Linked DNA regions of Mus musculus: region 1 is linked to region 2. A link is a loop called in an ENCODE intact Hi-C map of the cell type or tissue named here. Cell type or tissue: left cerebral cortex. All regions are shown on one strand. Each heading gives the region's core, and the rest is flanking DNA. Links, peaks and the distances in the headings are about the cores only.

Region 1 (7,807 bases), core at 1,701-6,700, 340 kb before region 2:
TTACAGACCTGGGATGACCGGGCTGTGTCACATGTGTTTGTGGTCCTTATTCATAGGCCCCGAAGGGTCTCCCTTGTATCTCTCTGTGACCTGTGTGTGTCCAAGTAGGCCAGATGCACAGTATGGGGTGGACAGACAGACGGACAGTTTTGAACCTGATGGAGTGGCAGTGGATACGGAGAGGCAGCTCCGAGTAAGACCAGTCCTCCCTGCTCACCCCTCTGGTTTTTCTGCCTCCTCTTTCTTTCTCTCATCCCCTTTCTTTCACCCTCCTCTCTCTTCCCTCCTCCTCCCCTCCCCTCTCTTTCCTCTCCTTCCCCCCTCCTTTCTCTCTCCTCATCTCCCTTCCTTTGCTTCCCCCCCCCACTTCTCCTCCCCTCCCCTCCACGTTCTTCTCTCCTTTCCACACTTCCCTCATGGGAAGTGGATAGGTAGAGGTCTAAAATGGCACGGAGGAAAGAGCCGGCGACTGCAGGAGCCTTGGTGCGCGTGCAGAAGCCACAATGGCCCCTGCTGCAGGCGAGCAGTCCACAGGCACGGGTTTCTCAGCAAGCCGGGTGGTTATTATTTCAGTTCTGTCATCCCAGGGGTCAGGTCTCTGCCCCTCCGCTCTGAAACACCATGTCCTCAGTCAAGACATTCGGCTGTTCCACGCCTCAACTGTAAAATGTTTACAAAATGGTCTCCACCCTGCAGGGTTGCAGGAGAGCCAGTCAGACACAAAGAATGACTGTTGTTGTTTGCTTTTTTTTTTTGTAATTCACACAACAAACACCTGTTCCATGTTGCACTCTGTCCCTGGCCCCCTGGAGCAGACATCCCATGTCTGTTACTGTTGACCGTTCATGCTGAATTGGCTCAGGAAGGCTAGCTGGACACTCTTCACTCCTGCCGCTACCCTTGCACCCGCCCCCCCATAAATCCCCTCCGCCTGAGGCCACCACCCCACCGTCCCCCATCACCAATCCTGTCAGTTCTGTTGGAGAACGAGAGCCGGCTGCTGCTGCTGGCTATGACTCAGACATAGGGCTCAGCGCCTTGGTCACTGGGGTTTGGCCTGCTAGAGTCTCCTGGTATAGGGTTGCTGGGGAGGGGTCGGGATTGCCTAGAGACCAGAGATGCACAGGAAGTCAGCCTGTGAGCCCAAGAGTCAACCAGAAACTGGAGACAGCACCACAGACCCTGGTCCCTGGAAGCGCCTGCTTGTTCCCTGCCACCCTCGAGACATCAGGAACCCCAGCTCTTCTCATTTTTTCCATATATACAACCCCCATCCCTACAGGGGCTCTGCTCTGCTGAAGTTGCAAGTTAGAACATTGTTCATTAGACAGTCAACAAGTACAAACTAGTTAGTCTCCTGCAAGTTGGACACATACATGGCCCCCCTGCAAACTCCCCCCAACCCCAGAGGAGGTTTCTGTTCTTCTTCCCATGGCACGAATGAGAAACTGAGGCACAGAGAGGTCATGCTTCCTTTCTGTGGGCACACAGCCGGTGTGGAGGCTTCTCTGACCAAACTGTGGTTTCTAGATCCTGGGAAGAGCCAATACCCGAAAGCCCCAGCCCGTCTGGGAAGCCTCCAGCCTGCTGGAGAGCCCCAGTTTCCTGCCCATTTTCTCTCTGTTTCCCTAAGCTGTACATCTCCTTTCCATGTTTTTGGGAACCGAGACAGCAGTTCATGTTGGAGGGAAGGAAGTTTGATAGGAGCACGGGGGTGACAGCGTGGCCCTGCTGTGGGGTCCTGTGTGACCCCTGTTTGGTCCTGGGATCATTGCAATCGACGATGAGACTCTTCTCTGCCCCTCAGTGTCCCCAGACAGAAGGTATAAAGGGCCCTGAGCTTGTCATCTCGATCAGCTCTTGGCTAATCTATCTGTAATTAGTGGGACAAGGGTGGAGGTAGGGACCCAGAACCCTCTCATTTCTAGGTAACCTTTGGGCCGGAAGTGTGCGAAGCTGATTGGTGCCCACGAGAAACCCTCAGTCTGAAGCCTCATCACTCGGTTGGTGGTCCTGGATTATGCTGGGAGATCCTGGATTATGCTGGGAGATCCTGGATTATGCTGGGAGATCCTGGATTATGCTGGGAGATCCTGAATTATGCTGGGAGATCCTTGGATTATGCTGGGAGATCCTGGATTATGCTGGGAGATCCTGGATTATGCTGGGAGATCCTTGGTGCGTGGTACCCTGGCTCTGTGAGTCCGACCAAGGTCCCAGGTCTGGGATGAGTGTGACTTGCCCACAGCACAAGTACCTCTAGGAGGAAGGTACTGGCCATCCCTGGGAGCTCAGCCTCCAGACCTGCCCTGTGTACATGTCAGGGGTCTGTGAAAGACTGGGGCTGCTTTGTGCCCACGTGTCTCCCCACCAGGACCTTGTGCAGGCACCGAGACAAGTCTGTTGGAGCAGTGCACAGATACCTTGCCTGGCTTATTGGTGGGAGTGAGGTTCATTACGATGACATGGATCCTTCAGCATTGGAGGTGACCCTGGGCACACCTCTCCAGAGGCATCTCAGGGCTTTTTCTGTGTTTAATGAGTGTCCTTTCCATGGCTGCTAACACTCTGAGAGGGGTGGAGAGGCCGGTGAGGCGTACAGATTCAGGAGGGACCATACGCAAGCTCCCAAGTCCCTGGGATGCCTCTGAATGGCTAGTGTGGGAGTCTTTCTTCCCCAGAGTCTCCACCGTGAATCCGAGGCTTGGGGACTGGAGCACAGAGGTCACACCCCAGCTGTGTGTCCCAGGTAGCCCAGCACAGGTGTTCCCTCTTGTTCCTTTGTTGATGCTCCAGTTTTGTGGGCTCACATGGGAGGCAGTGACTCCTCTTCCAAGCTCAGGTTTGTGGTAACGTACGGAGTGCCAGCCTCGGCTCAAGGACACAATGCCGTCTCGGGGAGCCCCTGGGACTGCTTTCTCCGTGCAATGCCCTGCCCTTCTGGGTCCCCCTCCAGCTTCCTGCCCCATCATGGCCAGTGTGCCTTTTGTACATGTCACAACTTCCAGCTCCTGGTAGACACCCTCTGCGTGTTTTTATAACAACCAAACAACCTGTGAAACTCTGTATTCTATGTATTCTCAAGTCCTTTGAGGACTTAAAAAAAAAAATCAATGCAAGCAGCTCAGGCTGGAATGCACGAAGCCCTGGTTCCACCCTCAGCACCCCAGAAACCGGAGGAGCAATAGTTCAAGGTCAGCCGTGGGTGCATAACAAGTTCAAATCCAGCCTGGGCTACGTGAGACCATTATCTTTAAAAGAAAAAAAATTTTTTTTTTTGAAGCTTTGGCTAAGTTGAAAATAATTTGGGTAGATTTGGGCTCAGATGGGCTCACAGCATCAGATTGCTGTCCTTGACCCCACTGTCCAGCCACCTGTGAGCACCTTACTCTTTCTTATTCTGAACCCCTCTGGAGCTGGCATGCACGAACTCATGGCCCCTGCTCCCATCTCTAATGACTCTATGTCTCCTAACGGTTTATGGTCTGTGAATAGTCCTTACACTTCCCATGTTAGCTCACCAGACCCCGCTCCTGTGGCTCTGTCTTTCCCTCGGGCATTTTATCCCTAGGTTCCTGCCTTTGCAGGACATGGGCAGTGTCCGTGCTTGTACCCACTTTACAGATGACTTGCCTAAGGCTCAGAGTTGCATTTCTTAGTTTCTGTTCTGGTTTCTTGACCCCATGGGTAACGTGAACTTTAAGGGAGGGGCAGGTATCAATATTTTCCAGGATGGCCCAGCCTGGGGGAGGAACTACATTAAGATATTTCAGGTGTACCCTCCACTGTTTTGTCCCCACCCCAGCAGGCTGCAGCTGTCCCACCTGGTGTCCCGTGTCATCACAGCTGGTGTGGAATGCTCCTGCCCTGAACCCTCCAAGTACCCTCTGTCCACCAAACAAGGGAGGGGAATCCCCTGCCACCGCCACCAACCAGAAACCGCAGTGGCGGAGCCGCTCTGGTCCCCTCAGCCGTGGGTGGTTGTAAAAATAGTGCTGGGTTTCAGTTGGAGCCACGGGGCTGGCGGGGGGTCGGTGTCCCCTCCTGGAGGAATCACCCGCCACATGTTGCCAGGAGCTTTGGCTGGGAGAGGCAAGCGCAGCTCCAGGCCGGCGAGCGGGCGGCCGCGCAGATGGAAACCCGATCAGCGCGGCGCACAGACTGTTTGATTTATTTTAAAATCAAGCAGATGGCAGTGGTGGGGTTTGTTTAAGTTCAGCTCAGAACCGGGCCCTCGGCCAGGAGCCTCAGGCAGCTGAGCCAAAAATTTTTCAATGACTTTGGTCGGCAACCCACCTCTTCCCTCCCTGTATGAACTTCAGCCCTGCCACACACAGGGAGGCCTTCGAGGGCCTTCTCCAGGGTTGGCCCCTTTGTCTCTGTCTTGCTGGGTCTGTCTCCCCCCTCCCTCATTCCCCCCCATTCCCCACCACTCCCCTGCTCACTAACCTCCACTCTCTGCCCCTCCTGGTGTGAGTCTGGGTGTCTGTCTCCATATCCCCCTACTGCTCCCCCCCACCCCTCCCTGTCTCAGGAACTTTCCAGAATCATCCTCCTGTTCCCCACTTTCTCCAGCTTCCTCACACCCTGCCCCCACCCTCCTGCTCCCCCAGAGGCCCCTCCCCCCACCCAGCAAGGCTCATGGGAGAACAGCCAAGCCTTTGTGGCATTTGGGCCCGTCCCCTCTCTGAGACGCCTGTGGCTGGGAAAACCAGGCCCCCAGCTATAAAATCCTGGAGCCAGCCTCTGGGTCAAGTGGCCTGGCCCGCCCAAAGGCAGGGAGGCCAGGGAAGTGGCCTTCTGGTCACAGGTCACCCTCTGCAGCTGTCCTCCTTGGCTGGGGGCGGGGTGGCCTGTGTTATGGGAGGAACCCACTGTGCAGCTGGCTCACTGGGGAGGTCAGCTGCTCCAGAAAGACACACACACACTCACTCTTTCATGCACACACACAGTCTTTCATACTCACACACATACACTCACATATACATACTCACAAACACATATACACTCACATACACACATACTCACATACACACTCACTCTTTCACACACACACACACTCTTTCATACACACACACACATACACTCACATACACACACTCACAAACACACATATACACTCACATACACATATACACATACACACATATATACTCACATACACACACATATACACTCACATACATATATACTCACATATACATATACACTCACATACATATACACATTCATACATACCCACATACACATACATACTCACATACACACACATATACACACACATACTCACATACATACACATACACCCTTCATATGCCTGCACTACTCACCTCCACACACACCAGACCTGCTTCTCACGCACACCTCCATTCTCCACTTGCACACACCAACATGCATGCACATACACCTCTCACATGTAAAGCCAGGGATTTCCAGCTCACAAAGAGACATGTGTCTCGTACACATACATCGTGAACATGGTAAGCCATGGCACCCCCTTTCCTCTTTCCCAGGATGAGCCAGGCAATGGCTCTCAAGCCCAGTGCCTCTGTCTGCCCAGCTCGGCTCTCAAGCCCAAGCAGCACTCGCTTACAGTCCAGGGAGGCCAGCCTTGGTTTGCCTTACTGTCTCTTTTGCCACAGTTCCTAAATACGATGAGGTTATCAATAGCAGCTGTCTCTTTACCCCAGCTCCCCAGGCAAGGTGGGATACTACATGGAATTCCCCCAGCACAGTCTCGACTTGGGCAGGAGGCCAGAGCCTCATCAGGTCCTCTTGGAGCTGGGTATCTTTCTGCCTCTGGGTGGAGAGGCTGGAAACAGAGTTTCCAACTCAGCCACCTTCCCACAGCTTCACCGTGGACGAGCCGGGCCAGCCTGGGGAGGGTAGGAGAGGGACGCATAGACCACCCTGGTTCATGGCTGCTCACAGTCTACAGAGGTCTGGGCTGTATCCGCATTTCTTGTTCCTGCTCTTAGGTCACATCATGGTGACAGGGAAGATCCTCTGGTGCCATGGCCTCTTTGTTCTCTGGCATCCAAGTGACAGCATTCTCATGCTCTTGGGACTGTACCCTGCCGCTTACTACACGGACCCTGCCCTGCTCCGGGGCCTCAGGGTTACATCTGTGAAAGAAGCTTGGTGCCCTGGAGGGTATTTGGGGACCCTGGGCTGAGTGTGGCCAGGAGGAAGCATACCCCCACACACACACCCAGGCCCCCCAAGCAATCCCGATGGTTTCACAGCCTCTGAAGATTTTCACGAGAGCCCCTCCAGGGTGCTTATGTGTGATTCCCACCTGACACCCATGCTGGCATCTGCTGGGGCTCAGTTTGAAAACTACAGGCAGTTTCTGTGCCTTTACATGAGCGAGACCCGAAAAGCAGGAAACACGGCCCAATTAAATGTGTGTCCCACGAGGGTCCAGCTCCCTGGGTTGGGACTTGCCTGCTTGTTTATTTCCTTTTTCCACTCTCCGTCCCCCACGGTTTGCCTGGTGGTCCCTGGAGCCTCCCCCACCACAGGTCCCCCCAATCCCATGCATTCACCACCTGGTCCCTCCTCCTCACTGCTTGGTCCCGGAGGGCAGAACTGAGTGTGTGCATTCAAAGCACGTGTGTGTGTGTGTGTGTGTGTGTATGTGTGTGTGTGTGTGTGTGTGTGTATGTTGTGCACATGCGTGTGTGAGTGTATGTGTATGCATGCATACATATATGTGTGTGTGTGTGCAAGAGTGTGTATGCACATGAGTACATGTGTGCATGCGTATGTGTGAGAGAGAGAGAGTGTGTGTGTGTGCATGCATGCAGTTTTTGTACTTTTCAGGAGCTTTTGCTGGTCTTTGCTTATTTTTTTCCTGGTTATTATGCCGAAAGCAGTTCTTGCCTCAGAGTATGGTGGGCAAGAGCCACATGCTGCCCTCTGAGAAGAGGCAGGCCAGCCCAGCACCTCTGTCACCCACCGTGTTACCCTTGGGCTCCAGACCTTGATGGTACCAAATGGAGCCATCACTACCTTTAAAGACACTTACTGCTTTTAAAACAACAACAAAAAACAAAACACACACACACACACACACACTTAACAATGGTAGAGATTGAACCCAGGGCCCTGTGTGTGCTGGGCAAACCCTACACAATTCATTTACATCCCAGCCCTTGGCATTTCAGATGAGGCCTCATTCTGTATCCCAGGCGGACTGGAATGTGCCCTGGTCTCCTGAGATCTGGGCTTATGCTCATCGCATGTACCACCACATTCAACTTCCGCTTGCCCCTCTTGTAGTCTGCTGTAGCCTGGGCTGTCCTTGAACTTCTACTTCTTCTGCTTCCATCTCCTGAGTGCTGGGTGTGGCAGGCACCACCACACTGAGTTGATACAGTGCAGGGGATGCAGCCCAGGGCTTCACATGTTAGGAAAGCTCTCTGCCCACTGATCTTCAGGGTCAGTCCTCAGACCCTAGTCGGAGTTGTGGTAAAACCAACAGGGCGTGTATCCTATCTAGCGACATTCCACAGCCCACTCCACGCGGCATGCAGGTTCCCTCTGCTCTATTCCAGAACGTTCTCACACCTCAAAAGGATGTCCTTTGCCCACTACCATCCCGGTTCCCAGGATATTTGGGACGGATGCACAGTCTCCCTAGCCAATGTGGCATATGGCATGTCTCTGAGGCCTCGGAGAAGGAAGTACTGTGGGGTTCCTGGGGGAGGGCCGCGTTCCAGATGCCTGGGATGACTGAGGCGGACATGGTGGGTGTGGAGGGGTTGGGAAGGCAGGAGAGGAAGTGGGGAGCACACGGGAGGCT
Region 2 (7,807 bases), core at 1,101-6,100:
CAGTGTGACCCCATAACATCCTGGGATGAGAAGGGTGGTCTACGCCCCTGCCTTCCTCCCACACGGCCCACAGCTTCCACAGCTCCAATTTAATCTCAAGAGAAATAGACAGGCTCCCAGCTGAGGCTTTGCTGGGTGTGGTAGCACACGCCTGTGATTCCGGAGCTGTGTGTGTGTGTGTGTGTATGTGTGTGTGTGTGTGTGTGCAAGGCAAGGGGATCAGAAGTGCAAAGGCATTCTCAGTGCAGAGCAAGTTCGAGGCCAGCCTGGAAGAGATGGGGCCCTGTCTCAAAACAAACAGAACTTGGCACTAACTTGTTGTTGTTGTTGATTTTGTTTTTGCTTTGAAAATGTTAGCATTTCCAAGCCACCAGGACACAGGCATCCCCGACACCGTTCATCTTCTCTTCAGCTCTTCTGCTAAACAATTTGGCCTTCAGGAAGACAGATCGCTTAGGGAACCTTCTGTTCCCCAGAACTTTGTAGTAGCCTGATTGCACAACATCAAGGATGGGAGCAGCTTCAGTCTTTTTTGTTTGTTTGTTTGTGTTTGTTTTTGTTTTTTTGTTTTTTGTTTTTTCTTGCAGCATTGACTCGTGTCTGCTCGCTATCCGGTGTCCACAGTTTGACAGCTGGGCAGAAGCTCTGGTTCCCCTTCAAGTGGTGATGCCTCATCCCAATCTTCCCAAAGTAACCTGCATGGGATTTGTCAAAATTGTTCCGGTGGTGATGCAGGCCTCTGGCATTCCCCGGCCTCCTGGGTGCTTGCGGTAGTTACTGTGGCTGTGGCTCGTGTGGCCCCGGAGTTTCTGGGTGTTCCTCATTTCATTGCATGGTGGCAGCAAAATGGAAAGAGCTTTTTCTTTTCCTTTCTTTTTTTTAATTTTAAAATTTTATTTATTTATTTATTTATTTTTGTTTTGTTTTGAGACAGGGTTTCTCTGCATATCCCTAGCTGTCCTGGAACTCAATTTGTAGATCAGGCTGGCCTCGAACTCAGAAATCCGCCTGCCTCTGCCTCCCAATGGTGGGATTAAAGGCATGTGCCACCATTGCCTGGCTACCTGTTTTTTTATTAACATTAACTTTTTGCTTATGTTTTCTGAGACAGGATCCCACTTAGCCCAGGCTGGGTTTTAACTTTCGACATAACTGTGATTGGCCTTGATGTGTTTTGTAAAGTCAACAATATGCTTTAAAGAGCGAGGTACGGTGCAGTGGGTTAGGGTACCTCAGCGGGCCCATGCTAAGGCAACCTTCCCTGCAAGGTACCAGCCGTAGGTCTAGTATAGCATAGAGTTTATTCTATTGAAGGGGGGTTGAGAAGGGAGTAGAGACAGAGAAAGAGAGAGGGGAGAGATAGAATGAGAGAAAGATATGGAGCTGGAACAAAGAGACAAAGAGAAAACGCTGGCCAGGAACATGGAGGGGGCAGGAGAGGGAGAAAAGAGTCAGAGAGAGCAAAGGGGGTCAGAGAGAGAAAGTCAGAAACTTTCCTTTCCTTTCTTTCTTTCCTTTTCTTTTCTTTTTTCTTTCTTTCTTTTTTTTAGGGTGTCTATGACCAAGGCTAGCCTGCAACTCATCATGTAACCCAGGCCTGCCCCAAACTTGAAGCTTCTGCCTCCCAAGTACGGAGTCTAGAGAACGGCCACGCCTGGCTGCTGTCTAGGCTTCTGTGGGAGTTTGAGACGGATGGAGTCAGGGGTGCAACTTACTGCGTGAGCAGTGAGTACCAGGGGGACAGATGAACGTCCACAAACGCCTTAGCCTTTGGGAGCCGTGGGTACCCGGAGGAGCCCCGCACCCCGTCTGGAAGAACCAGAACGCAGATCGAGCCTCCGGCTCTCACCAGGTGGCCACAGGTATTTCCCACCCACCTGTGGCTGTGTGCAGCCTGGCAGCGGGTCCCGCCCCTCCCCGCGAGCGAGCGAGCGAGCGAGTGAGCGGCCTGTTCTTGCCTGCAGCTGGCCCGCCTCCTGGTTTTGGCGGGGGAGCCATCGAGACAGCCCCACCGCGCACATTCTGGCTGGGCCAGGCGCGCTCACACGGCTCCGACATGGTGTGAATACACTCTTGTGTCTCTTTGCCATCTGCTGCTGTCATTAAAAAATTACATTTCCATCTGTTTTCACACTCCCCCGCCCCGTCTCTCTTCCTGCAGGAAAAGACATGAATCCCAAGTGTTGTGATCAGACCGGTCCTTGTCTCCTGGAGCCTGAAAACCGGCCTCGGACACACACAGGAACTGGCCCGGTTGCCCGCAAGCAGCCTCTTTAGTTTCCTCTTTAGTAGCCGTTGGCCGTGATCTCTGCTCACCCCAGTGCTGACCGGAGCTATTCACGATGCTTTAAACTATTTTAAGCTGGGCATGATGGCACACACCTTTAACCTCAGCGCTCAGAATGCAGAGGCAGGTGGATCTCTGTGAATTTGAGTCTAGCCCGATCTACATAGAGAGTTGCAGGGCAGCCAGGGCTACATAGAGAGACCCTGTATAGAAACAACAAAAATAAAAATGTGGGTTTGCTTACATGTATGTTCTGGTGTTCTTAGAGTCTGTATGAGGGTATCAGATACCCTGGAACTCCCGTTACAGATGGTCGTGAGCTCTCTGCAAGAAGGACTCTTAACCTCTGAGCACCCCTCCAGCCCCGGCGTTTTGACGTTTGAGTCTCTCTTCCTTCCTCAGTCTCTCAGAGCGCTAAGATTTCAGGCCTGAACCCAGGCCCCAGATGCTGGGCTCACTTTGCTTTGTTTTGTTGGGTTTATAGGAGATAGTATCGCCTGGTAGCCCAGACTGGTCTTGAACCCCCTCAGATACATAGTGAGAACCTGTCCCCTAAAGAGGTGTGGGGTAAGGTGGGGTGGGGCGGGGTGGGGACAGGAAAGCAGGTTCAGTAGTTATGAGCATTGGCTGCTCTTGCAGAGGACTCAAGTTCAGTCCCACAATGGTGGCGCACAGCCAGCTGCAACTCCAGTCTCGGGGGATATGGTGCCCTCTTCTGGCCTCTTCTGGAATTGCATGTGTACAGTGGACAAACATCGATAGGAATTAAATAGTTGACAAAATTAAAGTTTAGAAACGAAAGGGGAAAAGACCAAAAAAAAAAAAAAAAAAAAAAGGAAAGGAAAATAGGGCGTGGTGGTTTACTCCTTTAATCTCAGCTCTTGGGAAGCTGAGGCGGGGGCATCTCTGTGAGTTTGAAGCCAGCCTAGAGAATTCCAGGACAGCCAGGGCTACATAGATAGACCTTGTCTCAAAAACAAACAACCCTCATTTTAAACCACTGCCAAGGAGACACTCACCCTAAATTAACACAATCTTCAACTTTCTCCTTAATTTAAAATTACTATTATTATGTGTGTGCAAGGGAGAGGTGTGTGTGTGGGCCCACGCGCACGCATGAGAACATGTGGAGAGCTAAGGACATCTTTGTGGAGACAGTTCTCTTCTTTCTCCTTTATATGGGTTCCAGGGATTAAACTCGGGTTTTCAGGCTTCATGGCAAGCACTTTTACCCAGTGAGCCCTCTCACCAGCCCTGCATCTTCAACTTTTTTTAAAAAAGATTTATTTATTATCTGAAGGTACACTGTAGCTGTCTGTCTTCAGACATAGCAAAAGAGGGCGTCAGATCTTGTTATGAATGGTTGTGAGCCACCATGTGGTTGCTGGGATTTGAACCCAGGACCTTCAGAAGAGCAGTCAGTGCTCTTAACCGCTGAGCCGTCTCTCCAGCCCCACATTTTTAACTTACAATAGATTCAAGGCTCACTTGGAAGCTCTCAAGAGGATCTGAGGATGGCGAAGCACAGCTGTAATCCCAGAGGTTGAGAGGTTCAGGCTGGAAGGCTGGAAGGTCAGAAGTTCAAGGCCAGCCTGGGCAACATGAGTCTCTCTCTCAAACACAGAACAAGATAAAAGTATCAGTAATAATGGCACATGCCATTGTCTCAGTATTCAGAAGGGGAAAGGAAGAGGCAGGAGGATTGGGCTACATGGCAAGATTTTTGTCTCAAAAAAAAAGGAAAAAAAAAGAAAAAGCCAGAAGGTGATAGCACAAAACTTTAATCCCAGCCAGGCGTGGTGGCACATACCTTTAATCCCAGCACTCAGGAAGCAGAGGCAGGCAGATTTCTCAGTTCGAGGCCAGCCTGGTCTACAAAGTGAGTTCTAGGACAGCCAGGGCTATACAGAGAAACCCTGTCTCAAAAAAACAAAACAAACAAACAAACAACAACAGCAACAAAAAAAACTTTTAATCCCAGCGCTTGGGAGGCAGAGGCAGGCAGATTTCTGAGTTCTGAGTTGGAGGCCAACCTGGTCTACAGAGCAAGTTCCAGGACTGTGGGAAGCCATATGTGCCGTTGCAGAGTGGCACTGACTACTGCTGGCCACCACGCATAAGTTTGGACAAACAACCAATGTGTACATATACAGGAAAGTTTTTTGCAAAGACACTGCTTGGCCCAGGCATGATAATGAGGCTTTGAGAGTATAACCAATCAGATTTGAGACATTCAAATGAGGTATGATAATGAGGCTCTGTGAGGTACAGAGAGTAGCCAATCAGATGAGGAACATGCAAATGAGGCGTAGTGCATAACCAATCCGGGTGTGAGACACGCCTCTCCTAGGCCTATATAAGCAGCACCAGTTCTGGGCTCGAGGTCTTTTCGCCTCTGCAATCAAGCTCTCCCAATAAACGTGTGCAGAAGGATCCTGTTGCAGCGTCGTTCTTGCTGGTCGAGTCCGGCGCGCACAAGACAGGACAGCCAGGGCTACACAGAGAAACTGTGTCTCAGAAAGAGACACACAGAGAGTGGGAGAGAAAGACAGAGAGACAGAGTCAGAGACAGAGAGACAGAGACAAAGAGAGACAGAGAGAGACAGAGAAAGCTGTGCTTAGTGGAGGAGGCAGCATGGGCCAGGCCCTGACTTCCATCCTGTCTTAGTGAGGGTTCCTACTTCCGTGAAGAGACACCATGACCACATCAACTCTTAAAAAGGAATACTGGGTCTGACTTACAGTTCAGAGGGTTAGGCCACTATCATCATGGCAGGAAGCATGGCAGCACTCATGTAGACATGATACTGGAGAGGAGCTGAGATTTCTACATCTGTGTCTACAGGCAACAGGAAAAGAGAGAGAGAGGCACTGGGCCTGGCTTGAGCACCTGAAACCCCAAAGCCCGCCTCCAGTGACACACTTCCTCCAACAGGGCCACACCTCCTAAGGGTGCTGTTCCCTGTGAGCCTTTGGAGAGAGACAGTTTTCATTCAAACCACCGCACATCTCTAACAAATGAAAGAACAATTGCCCAGGGGGGGGGGGGTTGCGGGGAGGGGGGGGAGGCTCCCAGATCAGGTTCTGCTTTGGGCTAGCTTCTGTGGTGCATTACAGATGAGGCAAGCCAACCCTCCTTGGAACTACAGCCGCTTACATGGCTGAAGCAGCCAGGGGTAGGGGAGTCACACACAAACCCCATCCAGGTGTTGATTCCCCTAGAAAGACACGGAGGAAGTCTCAGCCACAAACTGGGGTGGGAAGAGGCACCCACATTCCTGCCCTTTCGAGGGAAGGCACTGCCCCAGGAGGTCTGTGGCTGAGCCCCACTCACCATCCCACCGCAGTCTCAAGAGGTCCACAGGCATATGTGAATGGTTACTCCCCCAAGCCAGTCCAGGCTCCGAGAGGCTGGCAGCCTGACGGTGTGACTGACTTCTACTTACTGGTTGTTCATTCTGGGGTTCCTCGTATGTACCCTTAACTGCTGGTGGAGAAACAGCCCAGTGAGAGTGACTTTCCTGGGTTACACAGCATGTCCGGGCTCTCATGCCTCGTTGGGCAGAAACTTGCTCAAGGCAGTCCTGTCCTTATGTTTCTGAAGGTAAGAGCCCTGGACACGGGCAGTGTGCAGTAGAGGAGACCCAGCTCACTGTATTCGCAGGGAGGGTCTCTGTCCTCTCTCAGCAGACACCGTCAGGGTAACAGCTTCCAAGATTCTGACTTCTCTAGACGCGCTACCCAGCGAGGAGGCCTCAGAAGTGGATTCCCAGGCCCAGGATCTCCCTATAAGAGCTCCAGGCAGCTGACCCCGCCCAGCCCTCCCACCCAATCCCCTGTTCACAGCCTCAGGCCTGTTGCTATGGCACTAAGAGACTGGATGAAGAGAGCTATTAACCAGGGCTAATGGCTCAGCACCACAGGCAGATGGGAGAGGCTCAGCCAGTGGACTCAGCCCCATTCCTGGGCTGAGAAGGGAGCAGGAAGAAAAGTATCAGACCTGGCTCCCTGGGGGTGAAGGATGCTTTGGGGATTTGCCTTGGCCAGTGCGCAGCAAAAAGGTCAGGGTAGACTGGATGGGCTGAGCACAGCCCTCAGCTTAAATACTGGCAGCGATGTGGGCTCAGGTTGTTGAAATTATTTGTCTGTGAGATGAAGTCTTTGAGAATACAGTCTGCAGAGGGGCTGTGGCCCCAGGGCATCACGCCCCAATCTCTTGGTTTATTTTTCTCCCCTTGGGTGGTGAACCATGAATTTGAACCCACAACCTTATGAAGGCAAGGCAAATAAATGATCTACCACTAAGTTATACCTCAGGCCTTTTTTTGTTTTGTTTTGTTTTTTTGTTTGTTTGTTTGTTTGTTTGTTTTTTGAGACAGGGTTTCCTCAGGGTTTCTCTGTATAGCCCTGGCTGTCCCAGAACTCACTTTGTAGACCAGGCTGGCTTCGAACTCAGAAATCCACCTGCTTCTGCCTCCCGAGTGCTGGGATTAAAGGCGTGCGCCACCACGCCTGGCCACCCCAGCCCTTTTTAATCTATTTATTTTTATGGCACTAGGAATTGAACTCTGGGCCTCATACAACTTAGGGAAACACTCCAACCCTGAGCTGGTTCACCATCCTCTGTGTGTATGAGTGTGTGCATATGTGCATGTATGTGTGTATACTTGTGTGTATGTATGTTTATTCATACTGTGTATTGTGTGTATATATGTGTGTGTATGTATATATGTACATGTGTAATATGTATGTATGTGTATATATATATTCATGAATGTGTGTATGAGTATATGTATCTGTATTCATTCATACATACAAGTGTAAGATAGTGTACACATGTATGGATATATGTGAATACATATGTGTATATGTATATACTTTGTGTATAAATATATACATGTGTATGTGCCCATATGCACAGGTACTGACAACCGTGTCCCACTCATGACAAGCAGCGTTCATGTTGTCTCTTCATTCATGGGAGCAGTTATAATGAGGCTGAGCTAGCCTGGCTCGTGGTCCCTGAGGCTGGAGTACCTGGTGAGAGTGGAGACACCCTGTGGGACAGAGCAGGGCAGCAGTGAAGCCCTTCCTCCCTGTGACATCCAGGACAGTGGTCCTCAACCTTCTCAATGCTGCGACACTTTAACATAGTCACTTGTGCTATGCTGTGCTGACCCCTAGCCACCTCATAACTGCAATTTTGCCACTGTTGTGGATCATATTTTAAATATCTGTATTTTCTGATGGTCTTAGGCAACCCTCTGCAAGGGCCATTTGACTCTCCAAAAAGGTTGCAACCCATGGGTTGAGAAACACTGACCTCAGGCTCCACCCTCAAGACCCTGTTTAATTCCATCACCCGCAAAGCCACTAGTCTAGCTCCCACGCATGCTAGATTAAATATCTGACATGGGGGGGGGGCATCATCACGGGCTCACTCCTGCTATCCCGAGGCAGGAGAACCGGTTCAAAGGACAGCCTGCCCTACCCAGTGACACCCTATCTCAGAAGCAAACT

Evidence for each region. Hi-C counts contacts between places; a loop is a spot of excess contacts. Peaks named below come from ENCODE experiments on the same cell type or tissue, not always from the same donor. Only the 100,000 strongest peaks of a DNase experiment are listed, where the experiment ranks them.
Region 1: a loop joins it to region 2, with 10 times the contacts of the local background. A loop is called at or near these places in 2 of 42 quality-filtered maps.

Annotation. Positions count from the first base shown.
Region 1 is chr8:120,260,909-120,268,715 of GRCm38, forward strand. It overlaps a transcript of Gse1 not described here. Among named protein-coding and RNA genes, the nearest start is that of A330074K22Rik, 37 kb to the left of the region's middle. In left cerebral cortex, for the core only: no CTCF peak of the experiment used is centred there; DNase peaks (open chromatin) are centred at 4,172 and 4,789; H3K27ac peaks cover 313 bases.
Region 2 is chr8:120,596,743-120,604,549 of GRCm38, forward strand. It overlaps Gm10614 (a long non-coding RNA gene), which reads left to right. Exons shown (of 4, transcript XR_003947476.1): 3 at 1-1,862; 4 at 2,162-2,536. Among named protein-coding and RNA genes, the nearest start is that of Gm10614, 11 kb to the left of the region's middle. In left cerebral cortex, for the core only: CTCF peaks have their summits at 3,009 (motif pointing left) and 3,209; DNase peaks (open chromatin) are centred at 2,068 and 2,986.